Regions from separate parts of the Mus musculus genome. Here region 2 is linked to region 1. A link is a loop called in an ENCODE intact Hi-C map of the cell type or tissue named here. Cell type or tissue: heart. All regions are shown on one strand. Each heading gives the region's core, and the rest is flanking DNA. Links, peaks and the distances in the headings are about the cores only.

Region 1 (9,724 bases), core at 859-8,858:
GTCCAAATAAAATAACTAAAATAGAAGCATCGGAGAGTGCCTAGGGCACATGACATAGCACATCAAGATGCAGAAAGAAGAAGATAGGGGTGGGTTTAAGAGTCCACTTGGAGTCTCAACGAGAAAGCCTACTAATACACAGTAATGACTGGGCAACCACAGAGATAAAAACGCTGACAATGGTGTCCTTGGCACACCATTCTGATATCCTCACGGGGAACAGCATGGACTTGAGATATGGTAGTTCCTCAAGCTGTAGTTCTCCATAGCCAACCACAAGTGACTCCATTGACAAAGGCCCATTGAACCCAGAGTGAGAGGTGCTGTGCTCCTTGGAAGCCAGAGTCTTTCCTGGCTGTGGCCAGGCCTTTCGTTCCTAGTCACTTGGGAGTGCCAGATGCCTGACAACCTGGCATGTGACTTTCTGTGGAAGGGGGATGGGGAGGGCACTCCTAAACTGTGCTCCAGGGGTTTGGGTACAGGCTCCCTGGGCACCTGCACCACAGTGATACCCCGAGGCACAGTAATAAGTAGCGCTGTCTTCAAGGCTCACTGGAGAGATCACCAGATGGAAGGTTCTGTTGGCCTTGCTGTGCTTCACAGAAAATCGACCTTGAACAAAATCTGCATCATGGGAACTAGTGTCGTCCCTATAAAGGATGAACTGGAAGGATCTGTCTGGCCTTTTGCGATACCAAAATAAATCTGGGTTTGGAGAATCCGCATTGTACGTGCAGAGCAGTGTTACTTCAGTGCCGCTTGCCACTGTCTGGTCAGTGGAGCTCTGGGTCAGCGTGATGCACAGCACATCCTTGTCTGTGAAGAAGAAAGGAGGCCATAGTAGCGTCTGCATCCCAGACACTGACCAGCTCAGAGGGACTCAACAGACGATAGGAATGAAAGTCACGGGCAGAGAATGACTGAAACCTAAGTGTGTAGAGACAGAGAGCAAGCTTCCGAAGGTCAGAGAGAGGGAAGCAGGGTGCAGCAAGCGGGAAATACGCCTCTTACAGGCAAACAGAAGGGTAAGGGTCGCGGCAAGAATCATCCTTCCAGTCGGTACAGGGGCACAGCGTGGAGGAGGGCTGCTGGACTCTCTTTAACCATCCCTATTGCTTTGTCTAGGGAGGGGACAGGAGGGAAAGGAGGAGAGGCAGGCAGCCCCTCACATGACTGTCATGTGACTGGATTAACTGGAATTGTGGGGGTGAATACCTCTACCAAGGAACTGTTGTGGTTTACAGAAATGTTGGTTTTCAAACCATCTAGAACTGATACTTCTAACAATGAAAATGAACGACTCTTTTAAAAGTAGAGGTGGGGCGGGGTAGAGGGGAGGAGTGAGAGGGGGGCTGGGGAAGGGGGATGGGGGAAGGAAACTGTGGGCCCCCACAATGGCGTGCTTTGGATGGCTAATGTATAAAGTACCTTACCTGCCATGCTTATATTCTCTGATCATAGAATTATACTTCCAGTAGTCCTGTCTCAGGGCGCCTGACATGTGTCTTTGTATCTGACTTTGTAGAGCTCAATAAATGGAATCAGTAGATAGTATTCAATATGGAAAATAAATTAGTAAGTCCCTCTGTGTAAGGATGGAAAAATGGGCAGGCAGGACCCTAGAAGCCTTTGGTTTTAAAGCTTGGGGTGGTGCTTGCTGAGCCTGGCAGTGTTCACTGCAATGCCCGACAGGGTTCCCTGTCTCTTGGTAGAGCCTACACTTGGCTATAGCTGTAAAGTTCCTGCCCAAAAGAGAGCTTGGGGGGCAGGTAAACTGCAATGAGTGAGCTACAAGCTTGCTGGGTTACTGTTATGAGAAGCCTCCTACGCCTGGGGTGTCTGGAGCCCCTGAGCCATCCTCTCTCATTCACATGCACCAAAAATTTAGGAAGCCTTGCTCTGGACTCAGAAACACTAACTCACTACAATCCCCACGAGTATCTTCGAAGGTTCCTCTCCTCCCTTTTCCCTACACCTGCTTCATCAGTAAGACCTGTTTACATTTTTTTTCCTGAGACAGGGTTTCTCTGTATAGCCCTGGCTGTCCTGGAACTCACTCTGTAGACCAGGCTGGCCTCGAACTCAGAAATCTGCCTGCCTCTGCCTCCCAAGTGCTGGGATTAAAGGCGTGCGCCACCACGGCCCAGCTTGTTGGCATTTCTAAACACAAGTTCATCTGCTTTTCCCATCCCAGCTGCCCCCTCATGCAAACATTGCCATCTCTTACTGGGATCACTACTTAGTCCTAACTGGTCCCTTTGCTTCACCCTTTGTCCTGGACTATCCATTCTCTGGGTCTTTATAATGCTAACTGCTCCTCTTTGCCTGGGTCTCTGAGACCCAGCAAAGCTCTGACTCTTGCCTCTTACCCTGCCTTAGGACTATTGCTTGCTCTCTCCATTTGCCATGGGTGCAATAGCCTTTCTTGTCGTCCTCCATCTGCCTCCCTGTTCTAGCTATCTAAAACCCTTACCTCGTTCTTCAGCAACCTCAGCTCCGCTCAGTGTCCCCAGCCACTCCAATTAGTTACTTACTCGTTGCCACCCTTGATTACATCTGTGTTGAAATTTTCCCTCAGCTTGATACCAGATTTGTTAAAAAAAAATTACTTTTTTCCATCTCAACACATATGCACACACACACATGCACACAAACTAATGACAACATTCAATTTTTCACTGATCCTGATGTATCCCAACCCCCAGTTCATTGTCTTTCAGTAAATAGATGTGCAGTAAAAGAACACTGCTTCACTGAAGAGTTCTCCAGTGGGACTCGGCAGAGGGTGTTTCATCAGTAAGACCCTTGCCTAGCATACATGAGGCTCTGGGCTCCATCTCCAGGGGGAAAATGAGACAGAAAGAAAGAGAGGGGGGAGTAACAAAAATACAAGAGAACAGCCAATGGTTACCTCAAATGTCTGGAACATGCTATATTTGGAACATCACTGTACATTTTTTTAAAAAGAAGTATTCATTGTTTATCTGGAACTCAACTTTCACTTGACTTCCTGAATTGTATCTCCATGCAACCACGGGCATGCAGAGTTCTCAAGAAAAATATCACCTGGACCAGCAACCCATTGTGAGCATCCATAAGGATGATGCCCTGGATGTTGGAGAGGAAGATTCAGAGGAAAAAGGATGCTCACCTTCTCAGGGGCTACCACTTGGAAGAATCCTTGCACACACCCAGCCCCTGCTGACAGAAGTCATTTTCAGAGCATCCAGGTCCCCAGCCCAGCCCTAGACTAAACCATCTTCTTGATGAATAGCTGACTACTCCTCCTATTGCCCAACTTCAGGGACATCTGACCACACCCAAGAACACAGACATGGGCTCCACAGGCCCTCACACAAGACACGTACAGTCAGGTGCTGGACACTGTGCCGGTGGTGTAAGTGACATCTCTCAGCTCCAATGTCCTTCTAACTTTTCTTGAAAGGCATTCTTCAGAAAGGGCACTTCTGAGAAGGTCACACAGTAAGTCAGCGAGGCTTCTGAAGACACCCTGCCAGGACTATACCACCTCCAGCGCCTACTTATCAAACACAGATTAATATAGCCCTAAGGGCATTGTTCTCAAAACTATTCAGAGAGAATGCTAGTTAAATAGGAAAAAATGGCTGCTAAATTTAGCTAAAGACTTGTTCTATCAATCAATGGTTTAAAAAAAATCTAAAGACAATATCTTTTCACATTTTCAAATGCGTGTGAGTATGTGTTTGTGTGTATGTGAGTATGTGTGTGTGTTTGAACATACTAGCATGTGTTGTCCACAAACCACAACATACATGTGAGGTCAGAAGACAACTTGAAGGATTCTATTGTCTCCTTCTACCTTGTGGATCTGGGGATAAAACTCTGGCCATCAGGCTGAGTAGCAGGGGCCTTTAGATGCCGAGTTATCTCACTAGCCCAAAACATCTTCTCTTTATGCTGTCAGTGCTGCAAACACATTGTCATAGAGCACTGCGCTCCCCAGAGATTTGAGCCAGCTATCTTCTCCCCAAAAACCCAAATAGCCTGAGGAACATGCAAAACTGGTCTTTATGCCCACTGTTCTTAGGCCTCCCAAAGGTTGTAACTTTTATTTGACTGAGTGAGCCCAAAGTTCTGTCCAGATTTTGTAGCCCACTGTTGACTTAATGCTCTCAAGAGCTCTAACCATCTCCCTAGGGCATTGCTGTGTGCAGCAAGCAGCTCTCAGGTCACTGGAAGTTTTCAGGCATCATCAGCAACCTAAAAACCAGGCCTGACTTTCCTTAGCTTTAAACCACCAATCAAGAGGGGTAAACAAACCTCCTTTATCCTTCTGTCTGAGTCTTGATAACCGCTGTTACTAAAATAGTTAGGAAGGATGCAAGAACCATAAGACAGAGAGAAGGGCTGCAAAATACTATTGTCTGATTGTGACCCAGCCATTGTAATCAGGAAGTCAGCAGCTGCAGTTGCCTGCACTGAGCCTGCCAATCATGGATAAGGACAGATCTCCTGGGGCCCTACCTCTGCTGAACTATTGGATAATGGTGGATTTGGGGTACGGTTATCTTCATATGTGTACCCAGCACTCATCATAACCAGACTTCATTGGATAGCTCCATACCCATAGTCACACAGATGGCCCTGCCCTGGCTTTACTCAGTGGAACACAAAACTAAACACAAAGTCATAACCATGGGAAAGGGACCGATAAGGCAGAAGGGGGATGGCTGGAGGAAGGGAAAGATAGAGAAGGCAAAGTGAAGGAAATCAGAACGCATTGTAGATATGTATGAAATGGCCAAAGAACAAATGTGGTTAATAAAACAGGGGAGAGATGTTTGTTCTTCCTTCCAGTGTCCTTTGAGCTGGGTGGCTTTGTTTTTTGACCTCACAGCGCCCCCTGCTGCTCTAACTAGCCCATCTCCATAAACAGGTCATACTGGAGTTCAAAAAAAAAAATAGGTCAAAGAAGGAAAACACTCTCTTTTCACAGCTGATCTCAAAGCTGTTCTCTGTCTCCATTCCCCATCATCCCCGAGACTGATACCTGCTTCTGTATTGGTCCTATGAGCTCACTATTCACCAGTCAGTAAAAGAGGACGGGCTTCAAGGATAAGAGATAGTACTCTAAGAGACCCAGAGAAGTGGATATTTTCCCTACAAAATGATGAATACAGGACACTAGCTATCTTGTGGAATACTCAGATATGTGTCTAAGATGGAAATCTCAGAAGCATTTGGAATGTGTGTGTGTGGGCCAAGTGTCCAGAAAAGAGCTTTGACATCCCTGTCTTCCTGTGGCACCTTCCATTCCAAGATTCCTGGGGACAACCTGGCTTAATGGATACGAAGAAGTACACCAACGAAAGACAAGGACCAGCACATCTGCAGGCAGAGATAATGCAAAGGCTCCTGCTTTGAAGAAAGACCTTGCGGATTTGGGCAAGAATAAGGATGAAGAACTCTACCATGATGTTTCCCTAGTGCTACTCTCTATAAAGCTTTTAAAAAACATTCTGAGGGCTATGGGACATTCTACTATGTCACGGATGCCATCTCTGGAGCAGCCTGTGGGAAGAACAGCCCTGGCTCAACCAAGTCGGTGATACCTTTTTTTGATGGGACTGTGACTGACTCCTGCAGGTCAGAATTCTCAGCCATCTGTGGGGTCTATTTCACAGTTATCCTTCTGATAATCAAGCCCCAACAGGTTGCATCTCACTTATGAAGAGCTGACAATTGGTAGTGGCTCCCTGGAGCACACTGGTAAGAAGCATTCTTGGGTCCTGTCTACACTCGGAGAGAAAGAGAGCTCTTCTATTCACACGATGAAAGTGAGAGGAGGAAGCAGGACCACACTATTATGTATTTACCTTCTGTGCATGAGGTGTCCTTCCCTCTAAGTCCTGCAGAGAGACTAATCAGAGCCAACTCTCTGTTGGATTATCCTTTTGGTAAAGGGCAAATTTTTCCATCTCTGTCTTTTCCTTGGCTTCCCTGGGTATCCCACGGGCCATTTCCCTTGCTATCAATTGCTATTGCCTGCAGCATTGGAAATAAATGAAGGCTTTTTATCTCTCATTTGCCATGTCCTTCTTCACTGTGCCATATTCACTATTTAAGAGGGAGAATCATTCCCTGGGCCAGCCAATAGCTTCTGTGGGGAGAGAGTGCCCAGGAAAAGTCCTGTTCTCTTGTGGCACGTGAAGGGAGAAGCAGACGGCAGTACTAGGACCCAAAAGCCCTGAATTCTAATCCTAGCTATGATTCAAACCTACTTACATGACCTTGAGTAAATTTGTCTTTACCTTCCCAGTGAGCAATTTGCACTTGGCAATCCAGGGCTCTCACTCCAGAGTCCCACTATATAGAACAGTGATCCTGTCCCAAGACTTTAAGAGTTTATAGCACCGAGTGCATGCTGCTTGAATTCTCCCATTGCCCAGCAAGAAGAGAAAGGAAGGCATGTTTCTCTATTGGAGGGTAACAGAATGTCTTGGTTTAATGTGTGCAACTCATCGGAGCCTGGAGGTCCACGTCCAGATGCCAACTTGAAATCCAGTTATTATTGCATCTGGAGAGAGAGGAGTGCTGAAAACAGCCTTTGGCAAAGCCATCAATTTGGAAGGAAAAAAAACTGCCTGGTGTGATAAGATTTTTGAAATCTTATTTATCATCTTTATCCTAAAATGAACTCTTCTTCCCCCCTACTTCTCCTCCAAAAGAGGAAAGGAAGGCAGTCCCTTCTCAGGGAAGATGGGCCTCTCTGAGGAACACGGAGTATCTCTTTGGAGTGAAGAAAGAGCAAAGTCATTGCCTTTGAACCAAGCTGACGGCAGGTTTTTGTAAAGGTGCTCACTTCTGTGGGTACAGAATTAATAGGAAATTGGCATTTTTTTTTTTGGAGCCATGACTGGAAGACTCATGAAACTCAGCAAGTAACATCTGACAGAATTACTTTTTTTCTACCTGAAAATTGCTGGAGGGAGATGGAAGTGTTCCTTCAGGAATAGTAACAAAATATGGATATTTAATACAATTCAACTTAACAAATACTTATTAACAACCTACAATTTTCCCACGAATCATCCAGGCCGATTTCTAAAAAGACATTGTCAATGTCCCAAGAGACGCAAAGGCTTTTGTCAATGGACCAGGGATGTGAACGAACAGTAGTGGACTTTGTCGTGAGCCTAGGACATAGTTAACAGTGGCCCTGAGTGATGTGGCTTCAGAAAGAAAAAATGTGCATCACATGGGTAACCTTCAACACCAGGTAATTAACAGTGTTCTTTCTGACTGGCTCTAGTGTGTGTTCACTCACTTTGTAGGAAGAGTTATCTCCCCAGTTGCATGTTTTCCTAAGCTAAATCCATAGAGAGAAAGTGTCTGAAGAATGGTATTTCTGAGTGAGCTCCTGGTACCCAAGGAAGTACTCTGTGTCTTTGTGTAGTAGAAAGGGAAGCCTGGCCTGCCTCATTTACTTTATGGCCCCCAGAGCTCTCCTTCTCTGATCTGGGTCAGTAGTGAGGCACCAAGAGTTGCCTTCTTATCATCTATAGAACAGAATGGGCAAGGAATCGCCTAGCAAGGTTTCCAGAAATAGTCTCCAATCCTTGTGAAACCAGAGACAAAGTCTGTCCTTCTCTAGGCCTGCACTAGTAAAGAGAGATAGTCTCAAATGACAGTCCAAGATGCTGCCTCCCGTTCCTGCTTCATCTCCCTGGAGACTGACCTGGAGTGTGAGGGAAAAGTGTCCCTGCCCCACTCTAAGGCTCAGGACCCAGCACTCTGCAAGAAGCACTAAGGACCTCTACTTTAGGTAGGAGCTTAGTAGCTCTTCAGCCTGTTGAACCTCGCTCCAAGGAGCCTCAGCAGACCTCAGTCCATCACCTGGGGCCTGGAGCCTTGGAGCACACAGGCACAATGAGTTGCCCTATCCAATGGGCGGAAGCTGGGAGGTCAGTTTGGGATTCAAGGACAGACAGCCCATCCTACTAAAAAGAGAAGATAAAGCTACCTTTGCAACTGGAGGGTATGAAGCTGAGGAAGACCTGTGTTTAAACCAAAGGTGTCGGTTTATTTGCTGGGTTTGAATTATCTGGATTCCTTTCAGAAAATATACCTCTCCCTAAGGATTTGGTTCCAAAATTCTGACTTCAGACTTCTAAGAAGATCAAACACGCAGGCAGATGGTAGGGTTGGAAACACCATTTCCCAGTATGCTAAGCAGAGACCTACTTTTCCTTTTTTTTTTTTTTTTTAACTTTTTGTTTGATTTTGTTTAGGAGATGAGGAGAATTAGATGAGCCAGGGGGTAAAAAAGGCACGGCATTTTTTTTGAATAAATTAAATCCAGGAATGCAAACGAAAAACTCAACAGCTTAGAAAGTCCTTAATGATCTCCTAATGCTTTAATTTTGCAAATAAGGACAGTGAAACTCAGAGACATAGTGAAGTTAGTTGCTCAAAGTCACACAGCTGAGACCGATACCCAAGTCCAGGGCAGAACCAAGATGCCTCATAATTCTGACCTGCCCGGAGCCAATGGAGGGAAACAACACTAGCCGCTGCATGGCCGCTACTTGTATACATTTAAGCAAATGTTAGCCAAAATAAAATGTCAGGTTCCAAAAAGAGATAAGACCACTGTGTTATGGCTGGGAATGGGAGAAGCTAGGGAATCAGGGAGAATAACTGAGTCAGGGCAGCAACTGAACGTGCCAACAAAAGAAAGGGACAGCTACCTGCAGGAGCCGGAAAGGCAAAAAAAAAAAAAAAAAAAAAAAAAAAAAAAAAAAAACATGTGCAACACGTGCCTGGCCTTCAGATACTGACCAGAACTCCCTGCACAGCTGACCTAGAGGAACTTACGTTAGGTGAGACTGCATGATTTGATGGCTTTGGACCATGGATGGTGTGATAGAATTGGCTTGCAAAGCCTTCCAGCATCTACAAGTAAAAATCGCATCTCTGGACACGATCTCGGCCCCAGCACCCCAGGACACCTAAAAGGATGGTATCGCTTATTCCTATTCTGAAACTCGCACAGTGGAGGAAACTTCTAGTCCTTGGGAGCTCTGCAAAGCTGTGCTCGTTCAGTTGATGCCACGAGTTTTTGCAAAGCCCTTCAGTGCAGTGTGCAGCAAGGCACTGGGTCTAAGCTGTCATTTGGGAAGGGGGCAAAGCTCACAGTGAGTCCAGGTAAGTGTGAGGCTATCTAACCATCTTTCTAAATGCGATTTGAGAATTTTTTTTTCTTTCACACCAACTGATGGGCATGTGGCTTCTTGCTTCTATGTCTGCCAAAATTCAAGTCCAGTCAAGCTAAAAAAAAATTAAAAGTACCTGATCCACCCGCAAGTGGATAAAGCTCTGTCCTAATTCCCACAGAACCACACAAACCATCCTCCTATCCCATAACACTGTCTGCAGCTCTTCTGTGCTTTTAATGCAATTCTGCTTTTCAAGTGAAGAGATGGGTTTATAATTCTACAGTCTTACACGGATTTCCAAATTTTTAGGTCTTTATTTTTAAAGAGGAGAACGTGCAATGCACCTGACTTGGAGGAAAATAATAACGGGGGTTTGCTAACTACTTGCTATGTGCTTCCTATACATCATCACACTGCAAGTTCAAGACCAGCCTGGTCTAGATTGTTAGCTCCAGGCTACCCAGAGTTTTATAGGGAGACCCAGTCACAGAAAGAAAAAATAAACCCTAAAAGAATAAAACTAA
Region 2 (9,724 bases), core at 914-8,913, 270 kb before region 1:
CTTAACTATGGGATGTGTGAGTGGAATTGCCATTCTCCTGGCTTTGGGTAAGTGTTCTGAGCCTAAGGAAGGATAGATTTTGTTCCTAAAGACAACGAAGATGCATCTGCCGCCACCACTTCTCCTTCTGTGATTTTCCAAACTGCTGGAGAGAATTGATGTCGGTGTGATTGTTTCATGAGTCTGCGCATTACAAGCATAAGCCGCTCGTATCAGACTCACGAATAGGAGCTCTGAGTTCCTGGAGCTCAAGGAAAGTGGAAAGTGGGCAACTTATCCTTCACTGTGTGATTCTGCATAGCTAAGGAGTCAATAGCAGCAATGTCCTCAGATCTGAGCAAAGCACCTCTCAAGAGCAGAGCTCAGGAGGGGAGCTCCGGGCTTTTGTGAGTCTGACACCTGGGCACTCTGATCTCTGAGGGTCCAAAGCTTGACTGTTGTTTCTTAACTCCTTAGGTATTGCGGGTGATGCTAAGACTACACAACCAGATTCAATGGAAAGTACTGAAGGAGAAACGGTGCACTTGCCTTGTAGCCACGCCACAATCAGTGGAAACGAGTACATCTATTGGTACCGACAGGTTCCTCTTCAGGGTCCAGAATATGTGACTCACGGTCTACAACAAAATACAACCAATAGTATGGCTTTCCTGGCTATTGCCTCTGACAGAAAGTCAAGCACCTTGATCCTGCCTCATGTCAGCCTGAGAGACGCGGCTGTGTACCACTGTATCCTGAGAGTAGCACACTGTGACAGACAGGGCTGCACCTGTGCAAAATCTGCCCGATGGGGGAGGGGAAGCAGAGGCATCCATTTCAAGAGGCCTCTGCACCTCAGTGAGCAATGAGCTCAGCAGGAATCTGAGAAAACAGTGAAGCACCAAGAAGGGATGGAGAAAGAGATTCTGCGACTGGGCAAAAACAGCTAATAGTAGTGGAAGGATGGACATATCTGCACGGTGACAGATACCACAATTTCTAGACCTGCAGTAAGAAGAGATGAGAACTTCAGACTTTTTCCTTTAATAGCAACAACAAAAAGCTTCTTTCTGTATAAACTTAAGTAAAAATTATGAGAAAATCCTTATGGAGCCAGGGAAGTGTCCAAGCACAAGGAACCTGTCATTCTGTCTATCTAACATCCCTGAAGAAGAAATAAGTCTTGGTTTTCTTCCATTTTCTCTTACGAAAAGTATATGCTTTTCATGTTACTCCCTGTGGCATGCAGTTCAAATAATCAGTTTTTGAAGCAACAGATGGCTATTTCACTTTCCATCTGCATCAAAATATCTTCATTATTACATAAAAGAATAAAATTATTTTCATCATTACTCAAGTAAAACCTGATGCTCATCTCAATGTCTCTTCTTATTTAACTCCCATCATAATCAATTTTGACAGTTTGAAGTCTGGCAATGACAGAAACTGAAGTGCAGCACGTATTTTCTGCTGCTAACTTTTATATTTTCATTTACAATTGTTTGAGGTGTGCTCATACATGCATATTTCTTTATGATATCCAAAAATGACTTCATAGTGTGAATAAATGATGATTTCACCTGTTTGATTTTAATATTTATATTTTCTCTTAGATATAATAAACAGAATTGTAATTTTTCACACACATACTCTAGATAGATAGATGGATGAATGGATAGATAGGTAGGTAGGTAGATGAACATATTTGTAGCTCAGTCTACCCTCAAACTAACAATCCTGCTTCAATCTCTTAAGTTCAGGAATACAGATATGTACCACCACACTTGGTAAAAGTATTCTTGTATTACAGAGAAAAATCGAGGAGTTAAGGATGGTTTACTATATGAAAAACAACACAAAACATTTTATTAACAAGAAAAATATCAGATAATGTCAATACATACAAGAATTGTTTGATAAAATTTGGTGTTGATTTTATATTTAATTTTTTTTCATGAATTGAGATTAGACATGAACATTCTTAGCCTGATAAGACAACTTCATAAAATCTGCAGTTCCATTCAGACTTATTGAGTTGAGTCTGAAGTCATTCAAACCAGTCTCTGGAACATGAAAGAGTTCTGTTCTTACCACGTGTACTTAGCATTGTCCTAGAAGATCTGTTCAGTGTAATGAGAATAAAGGAAAATGAATATATTGTATAGGATAAAGAAAGGACTGTTTTATGGACAACATAATTGCTATTACTGATGTCCAGGGAGTAATGAGGTGGAGAACATGGTAGATGATACTCCTTGGCTCAACCTTAAGGGGAGGAGAAGGGGAACTATGTGATCCAAAATGCAGACTAGGGCGTAACCCTAGTTATGTGCAAGATAACTGCTATAAGATAAGATAGATATGGTGAGAGAAACTGCTATAATCAGGAGGTACTCAGCATGTAAACTGCTCAAACTGGAGAAAACTTTTTAACAAGCAGTGACAGATCCTGCCACAGCCTGGCCCATGAGGCTGTGGCATGGGAGAGGATGTGGTCTGACTGCTGTGGAGGCATCTCTCCTCCACAGCAAAGGCTATGTAACCTGGAACAATGTGAGATAAATAACCTGATGGACTATGTTGTCAGGGCCTTTAGAAGCACTTAGTATCTCCATCGGAGGTCCCCATAAATATCCAGAAATATGAAACAATACCATAAACACAGGCATTGCTGATGAAGCTGGAAATAAGAGAAGCTGTATTTGATCCCTAGATCACTGGACCAGATAGGACTCTGTTCGCAGACTTCATTCAGTGGGGACTTTAATACACGGATGCAGCTTTTGTGGCTTTGTTGAGTCCCATTGTAGGATGTGATCTTTATGACGTAGGAGTGGTTGTGACAGATCTGAGCTACGTAGATAAGCATGCAAATCAAGTTTGTACAGTGATAATAAAACCTTCTAGAGAAGACTTTTAAAAGTTCAAAGCCAGGAAAGAGTTCCACCTGGATCACTTGAAGACAAATGTGACAAGATAAGTGGCAAGCCAGGGCTCCTAAGGAAAAACAAACTACAGAAAGCCAAATGATATGCTGATGAGCTTCTGGAAGACTTTAAGGTCAGAGCAAGGGTTCACAAGACATTAATGATAACATAGTTGAAAAAAGAAAGACTAAGTCTGTCCCCAGGGTGGACAGTCATGCCCGCAGTTCAAGCTGCATACATTACTCTCCCACAGCAAAGTCAGGTAAGGGTGGAAATTGTTCATCCACCTAGAGCTCCCACAGAAGAGAGGGACAGAACACAGACAGCTATAGCTGTAGTGCCCATTCAGAGCCTGCAAGACCAGGGGCTCACACGACATCAAAATATGGTGGGGGTTGGGGGAAAATGACGGTGGTTACAGCTACAGTGCCTGCTCAGAACCTGCCAGACCCAGAGCTGTCTCATCACTCAAGTGTGGTTGAGAAAGACATAATAACAGTAGCTTCAACCCAGAACCAACCTGTCAGACCCAAGTAGCCAAATCAAGTGTCAAGTGTAAGACATCCCTTGGACCTGGGTCAGGTCAGATTGAGCCAGATACATAAACCCATTAGGGTGGGGAGATGCACAGTGCTCCCATGAACACATCCTAGGATAAGAAGGCAGGGCTGCTTATGGAAACTGACTTGGATTATGGAAGGCCAGCTAAGGTGATACCTCCCATCCATACTCATGTACCAAATATTGAACCTTTAAGAAAATGACTGACACATGTGATAAAATTGTTTCCAGCTGTATTGAATCTTATTGAGGGTTTACTTTAGTATCCTCTTGTGGCTGGGATCTCAAACCGACTTGCATTCACCTGGAGTGGTCGACAGCAGACCTTCAGAGTACTCCTTGAGACTCACCTCCTCAGTCCCACTCTTCATGGGATGGTAACCAGGACCTTGTTTTTATGGGAACATGGTTCAAACAGCAGGAAAGTGTAAGAAAGTCTATTGCATGCGGAATATGCCTGATAGTTTTCCATGAGTCAGCCACAGCCAACTAAGTCCTCCTGGTAATCAAAGCAGATTCCCTTAACGAAGGTCAGCAGTCCTCGGTGTCACTGGAGGTTGTTCACTGGGTTCATGTAAAATCTGGTCACAGATGAACCAACATAGGTTAGAAAACATAGAAGACCTCTGGGACTCCTGTAAGATATGCTAATAGCCTAACATGCTGTCCAGTCATGTGAGGCCTATTCCCAACAGTAGCCTCGGCAGACAGGTGCTATGTCTGTGTGCATGCGCACACAGGCCATGTGCATAAGTTGAATTGTCCCATAAGAGACTACTAAGTAGAACCTGCCTCACAAGGAGGAATACAACATTCCTGCCAGTAACCCCATTAAAAGCACATTGGGTCACCAAGTTGGAGCTTGACAAAAATCATTGTTCTGCCCAAAATCATTATTTAGGTTCACTTTCTGAAATCAATAGGTATATCCACATTATGCACCATGCCCAAGAAAAGTCTGTCACACAAAAGCAGCCCTTACACAGGCAGCCAGAGCTGTGAGTCGATACATGGGGCGGCGGCCATGTCATGTTTAGAAGACAGCATTCAGCAGTATTTGTCACAGCCTCTAGCTCCTACACTCTTTCCACCATGTTCCCCGAGCTTGGAATGATGGGAGATTGACATAGATGACCCACTCATTTATTCTCAGCACTTTGAGGAGTTATGTGTGTCGGTACTAGCCACCACTCACCTAAAAAGAAACTTCTTTGACCAAGGTTAAGAGCAGAATAAACCTATAAACACAAGTAAAAAAGGACAGAGTTTGACAGCATGACCATTTAGTGAAATAACACCAGTAACTCTGCCCACCTCCACCCACCCACCTCCACCTCGGGCCTGTGATTTCCCCCCCACACTTTGTGGGATTTTGATAAGGCTTATAGTACCAGACATGAAATCTCTCCTATGGGAAAGCAAGCCAGCAGGGAGTTTTCTAATCAATGTTCTGCAACAAGTGGATAATATTTTTCCAAAATAGAGTCTTAACTTTTAGATATAGTAGGTAACCAAGAGCAACAGCAACATCTGGCATTGTTTTGGACGCCTCCGGGGCTTCCCTGACCATCACTCATAGGAAAGTATCTCATGCCTGGCGCTGAGATTTTAATTACCCATGTCTTCCGAGAGCAGCATTGTCCAACCCTGCAGAGAACTACTGGCCAAACTCACTTTCTATGTTACATACATACATATTAGCTTACAAACAGTAAATTTCCATAAGTCCATAAGACTATTCACACACCCTAAGTTTTGCTAACCCACCCCTACTCTTGGCCCTGCCCTAGCTCCTTTTCCCCAGCTCCACTTAAAGATTTAACACAAAGTATCCCCCATTTCCCTCATATCACCTGTTATATCCATTCTAATTATATTGTCTTTACTTAGGATGCTAGGATGTAAGATTTGTATCATATGAATTAAATATACAAAAATCCTCATTACTTAACATTTTTCAGTCTAGCCAAAAGGTGGCAGTGTTTTAAAAGGGATCTGAATTACATTCGTGTGGTGGTGAGCAGTAGGAGGCCAATAAGATCTCTGGCTGAGGCAGTCTTTTCTGAGCTCTGTAGCCACCCCAGTGGAAGCACGTTTAGAGAAATCTGACTCTGCTGCACTCACCAGTGCCAAGTGATGGGGATGCGCCTTCAAGTGCTTGCTTGGCTATTGACATTTCAGGCTGCCTGTGAGTACATATTTCATTTGGAAAAACAATGAGGTGAGGATGACCTCCCGGGGGGGGGCTCTTCTGTATGTGTGTGTATATATATATATTTGTGTGTGTGTGTGTGTGTGTGTGTATGTTCATATATCCAAAAAAGACCATAATGTGGGTTGATATAATGATGCTATCACTTGGGAAATATGGAGTAGGGGATTCACCATCTCTATACTACAGCCAGTAAGATCTCATTACTGCCTCTTGTGTTTTCTTTTCATTGCATTTTTGAACAGGGGTCAACACCCAAATGTTGCATCAGAGTCCTCAGTCTCTGACAATCCAAGAAGGAGATGAAGTCACCATGAGCTGCAATTTATCAACATCTTTATATGCCTTACTCTGGTATAGGCAGGGGGATGATGGCAGCCTCGTCTCCTTGGTGACATTACAGAAAGGAGGAGATGAGAAAAGTAAGGACAAAATAACCGCTAATCTGGATAAGAAAATGCAACAAAGTTCCCTGTGGATCCAAGCCTCCCAGCCCAGCCACTCAGGCACTTACCTCTGTGGAGGGAAAGCACAGTGGTCTACAGTCAGCCACAGGCTGTCTCCAAACCTGCAGCTGGGTCACAGCTGCTCTGACACAGCCCTCCTGAGACAGGACTAGCGACTGGAGGGTACAGCTGTCTCATCCCATAGGAGAGGCATGGGCATGATGCAATGGGAGGCTGTGCCTTCAGCATTACAAGGACTTTCCACCAGTAACATTACATTACAAATATACAAACGGTCCAAATTTCAATAATTTAAATATATGCACAAATCCCTTGCCTCCTAGTTCCGAAGAACACACTGCCCTCCTGCTGTTTACCTTCCTCACTAACAGAAAGAAAGTCTGAGCCCTTCCCCATGTTTGGGAGCATGTTAAGACTATATCATGACACTTGTTAGACAGAAGAGTCATTATAGGCAGCATGTTCTTTCAACAGTCACATCATAAATACAGAAATAATCAAACAGATCAAAAGGCAGATGAACAGTGACCTATCCAGCCTTAGCCTGGCCCCTTAGTCTCATTCACATTCCATTCTCTGTATCTCCCTGCGCACCTGCAACTGGAAGACCTCCTTCGCACTTTGCTTCAATATAAAAAGACCAACAGCTTCCTTCACCTACTCCCTCCACACCTGTTAGACTAGTGAGCCTGTGTCAAAGCACTGACTGAACACCTAAGCCAAGCAAAGAACACAGGCTAGAGACAAAGAGGTTTTATACCTGTTGGAGATGCTAAAATGCTCAAGCAAGGAAGGAAGCAGACCTGTTTGTTAGGGACTATGTAAGGGCCAACCAAACACTATACATTTCTAAGGTTTCATCTTCCCCTTATAAAACGGATACAATCATACTGTTTTGCTTATGTGTATTACATATGTTAAGCAACCAACACATTACTCACATTTAATAGTTAGAATATTTTCATTTTTTCTTCTTTTTCTTTTTTTTTTTTTTTGTATACAAAGCTTTATTAAGGGAGGGGACAAGGGACAGGACAGTCCTTGGCAGCTGCTTTGCTTAAGGTGCCAGTACCTGTTTACCCATGGTGTAAATGTGCATCCCACCCACTTGTCCTTGAAGACATTGGGCAGCTCCAAGGCATCAAAGCACACACATCTGGAATCATGCCACTGCGCCTCTGCCTGTTGACCTTCTCCATCACCTTGTGACCACTATCGGGCAGCACAGAGCAATGACTGATGTTCTCTGATGGCAGCAGAGGCAGGAAGTTCCTAAAAATAATATCTCCACCATTAATTAAACGGTAATCTCAAATTGGTCAAAACTCTCTAGATAATATTTTCCTAAACGGATCAACATGGTTCCAATCTAACTGTGAGATTCTCTGTTCTTCAAATTCAGAGAAGGAAATGGAACGTTCCTGCTCTCAGAAATTGCCTAGTGATGTGGCTTCAAGGAAAGTTATGCATAAAATGGAAATCATCTTTTTTATGTTGGCTAAGGCCAACATTTAACATATATTCTATTACATATTAACATATATTCTATGTATAGTGTTTACTTTGATTTTTGTTTGTTTGGGTAATAATGTTTACTAGTCTGGTTTGGGTTTGTGTGTGCTGAGCAAATGCTCTACCACTTAGGTACAACTTCAGCTTGAATATTTTCTGTTTAGATTTTTTTAAAAGTACTATTATTGCTGAGGAGATGACTCATTTGGTTAAAGTGCTGTCCCCACATACATGAGGATTGGACCATTAGCACCTTGGTAAAAAGTCAAGGAGACAGAGACTGGATACTATCTGAGGCTTTCTGGTGAGCCAGCTCAGCCTAACAAGATAGCCTTAGGTTCCAGTGAGAGACCCTGACTCCAAAAATCCAGTGTACGGCTCCTGAAGAATGCTACCTGATAGTGATCTCCTGCCTTCACTCACACTCAGGAACCTGAACACCTAAATAAACAGACAGCCTTATTCCAGCACACACCCAGCAAGCACAGCTGCACAATATACAAACTCATATACTCATGCATAATACATGCAGATATACACATGTACACATACACAGAATACAGACATCACACACACACACACACGCACATACTCATGCATCATGCATAAACTCATACACATGCACACATACACACTCATCATACACAGCTGCACAGCATGCACACGTCACACACATACTCATCATACACAAATGCATAGCATGTACACATCACATACATACTCATGCATGAAACATATAGATAAACACATGCACACATACACATTCATCATACACAGATGCACACCCAACTAATGAACAGAAGATGGGGGCCCCTGTGGTGGAATTAGGGAAAAGCTGGAAGAAGCTGAGGAGAAGGACAATCCCATAAAAAAACCAACAGTCTCAACTAACCTGGACCCTGAGATCTCCCAGACACTGAGCCACCAACCAGACAGCATACACCAGCTGATATGAGCCCCCTCCCTCATACATATACAGCAGAGGACTGCCTGGTCTAGCCCCAGTGAGAGAAGACACACCTAACTCTGGAGAAACTTGAAGCCCCAGGGAGTGGGGAGGTCTGGTTGGGGGAGGGTGGGGACATCCTCCTGGAGATGGGGAGGGAGATATGGGATGAGGGACAGTTAGGGCAGACTGGGAGGGGGATAACTACTGGACTGTAAAAAAAGATTAAAGAGTAAAAAAGAAAGAAAAGTGTGTAAGTGGAACTTATCCACACACATGTTGTACGCATGTGCAAATACACATCTAGAGTGTACATATTTGCATTTCTTCCTAAAGCTTCATTTTTCTAATTGGGAAATACTGTCTGCAATAGAATGCTAGAAACAATAAAGATTGCAAACACAAAGAGGAGTCATGGGTATTTAAAGATAAGCATGCAATGTCCCAAAAGGTTAGTAAGCTACTGACATCAAGAGGAAGGCATTGTTAAGTCCATGACATTGTCAGCAGGTGATAAGGAGACACATGGCATGGCATGTGTTCTGGTCTTCATGTCACCCTTTCCATCAACAGCCCTCTGTTGGAGAAAAGCATTCTGCAATTCTGCCTCATCTGATCTGACAAACTGAACAAGGCTGAGCCACGGGGCACTGCTTTCACTCAGAGCAGCATAAATTTCCATAAGAGGCACGAACCCAGAACAGCTGTTCTTAGTGTGCCATGAGCAGTCACCAACTTGACATCCTTGGGAGCAATTCTTTGTGGGAATTTGGATCTGGGCAAATGGAGCCAGTGGGTAATCAGAAGAAAAATAAATCTGCATTGTGCTGTACAAATATGTACAATGATTGGGAGTCTGCTATAGATAAGAACTATTAAAAGAAACAATGATGTTTAAGGAGAAAGTCTAAAGATTTATCACCACCATATCTACACTAAAAACAGCTCCAAAGATAGATTGAAAAATATCCCAGGCAGAAGTTGACCGACATAAAGAGGAATGAAAAAAATAGTAAAACATATGAAACAAAATATGAGATGAGGATGAAAGAAAACAAATTGAAAATGTCACATTATTATATTCAAATAAATATCAGAGTAGAGTAAGTTGGGAGATGGT

Evidence for each region. Hi-C counts contacts between places; a loop is a spot of excess contacts. Peaks named below come from ENCODE experiments on the same cell type or tissue, not always from the same donor. Only the 100,000 strongest peaks of a DNase experiment are listed, where the experiment ranks them.
Region 2: it touches region 1 in a loop (13-fold over the local background); 14 of 42 quality-filtered maps call a loop at or near these places.

Annotation. Positions count from the first base shown.
Region 1 is chr14:54,148,154-54,157,877 of GRCm38, forward strand. It overlaps Tcra, Tcrd, Trdv5, the pseudogene Traj61, the pseudogene Traj60 and Traj59, and 1 more gene. Among named protein-coding and RNA genes, the nearest start is that of Gm30275, 27 kb to the left of the region's middle. In heart, for the core only: a CTCF peak has its summit at 4,892 (motif pointing left); a DNase peak (open chromatin) is centred at 4,908; H3K27ac peaks cover 643 bases.
Region 2 is chr14:53,876,009-53,885,732 of GRCm38, forward strand. It overlaps Tcra, Trav21-dv12 and Trdv1. Among named protein-coding and RNA genes, the nearest start is that of Gm30392, 110 kb to the right of the region's middle. In heart, for the core only: a CTCF peak has its summit at 5,447 (motif pointing right); no DNase peak of the experiment used is centred there.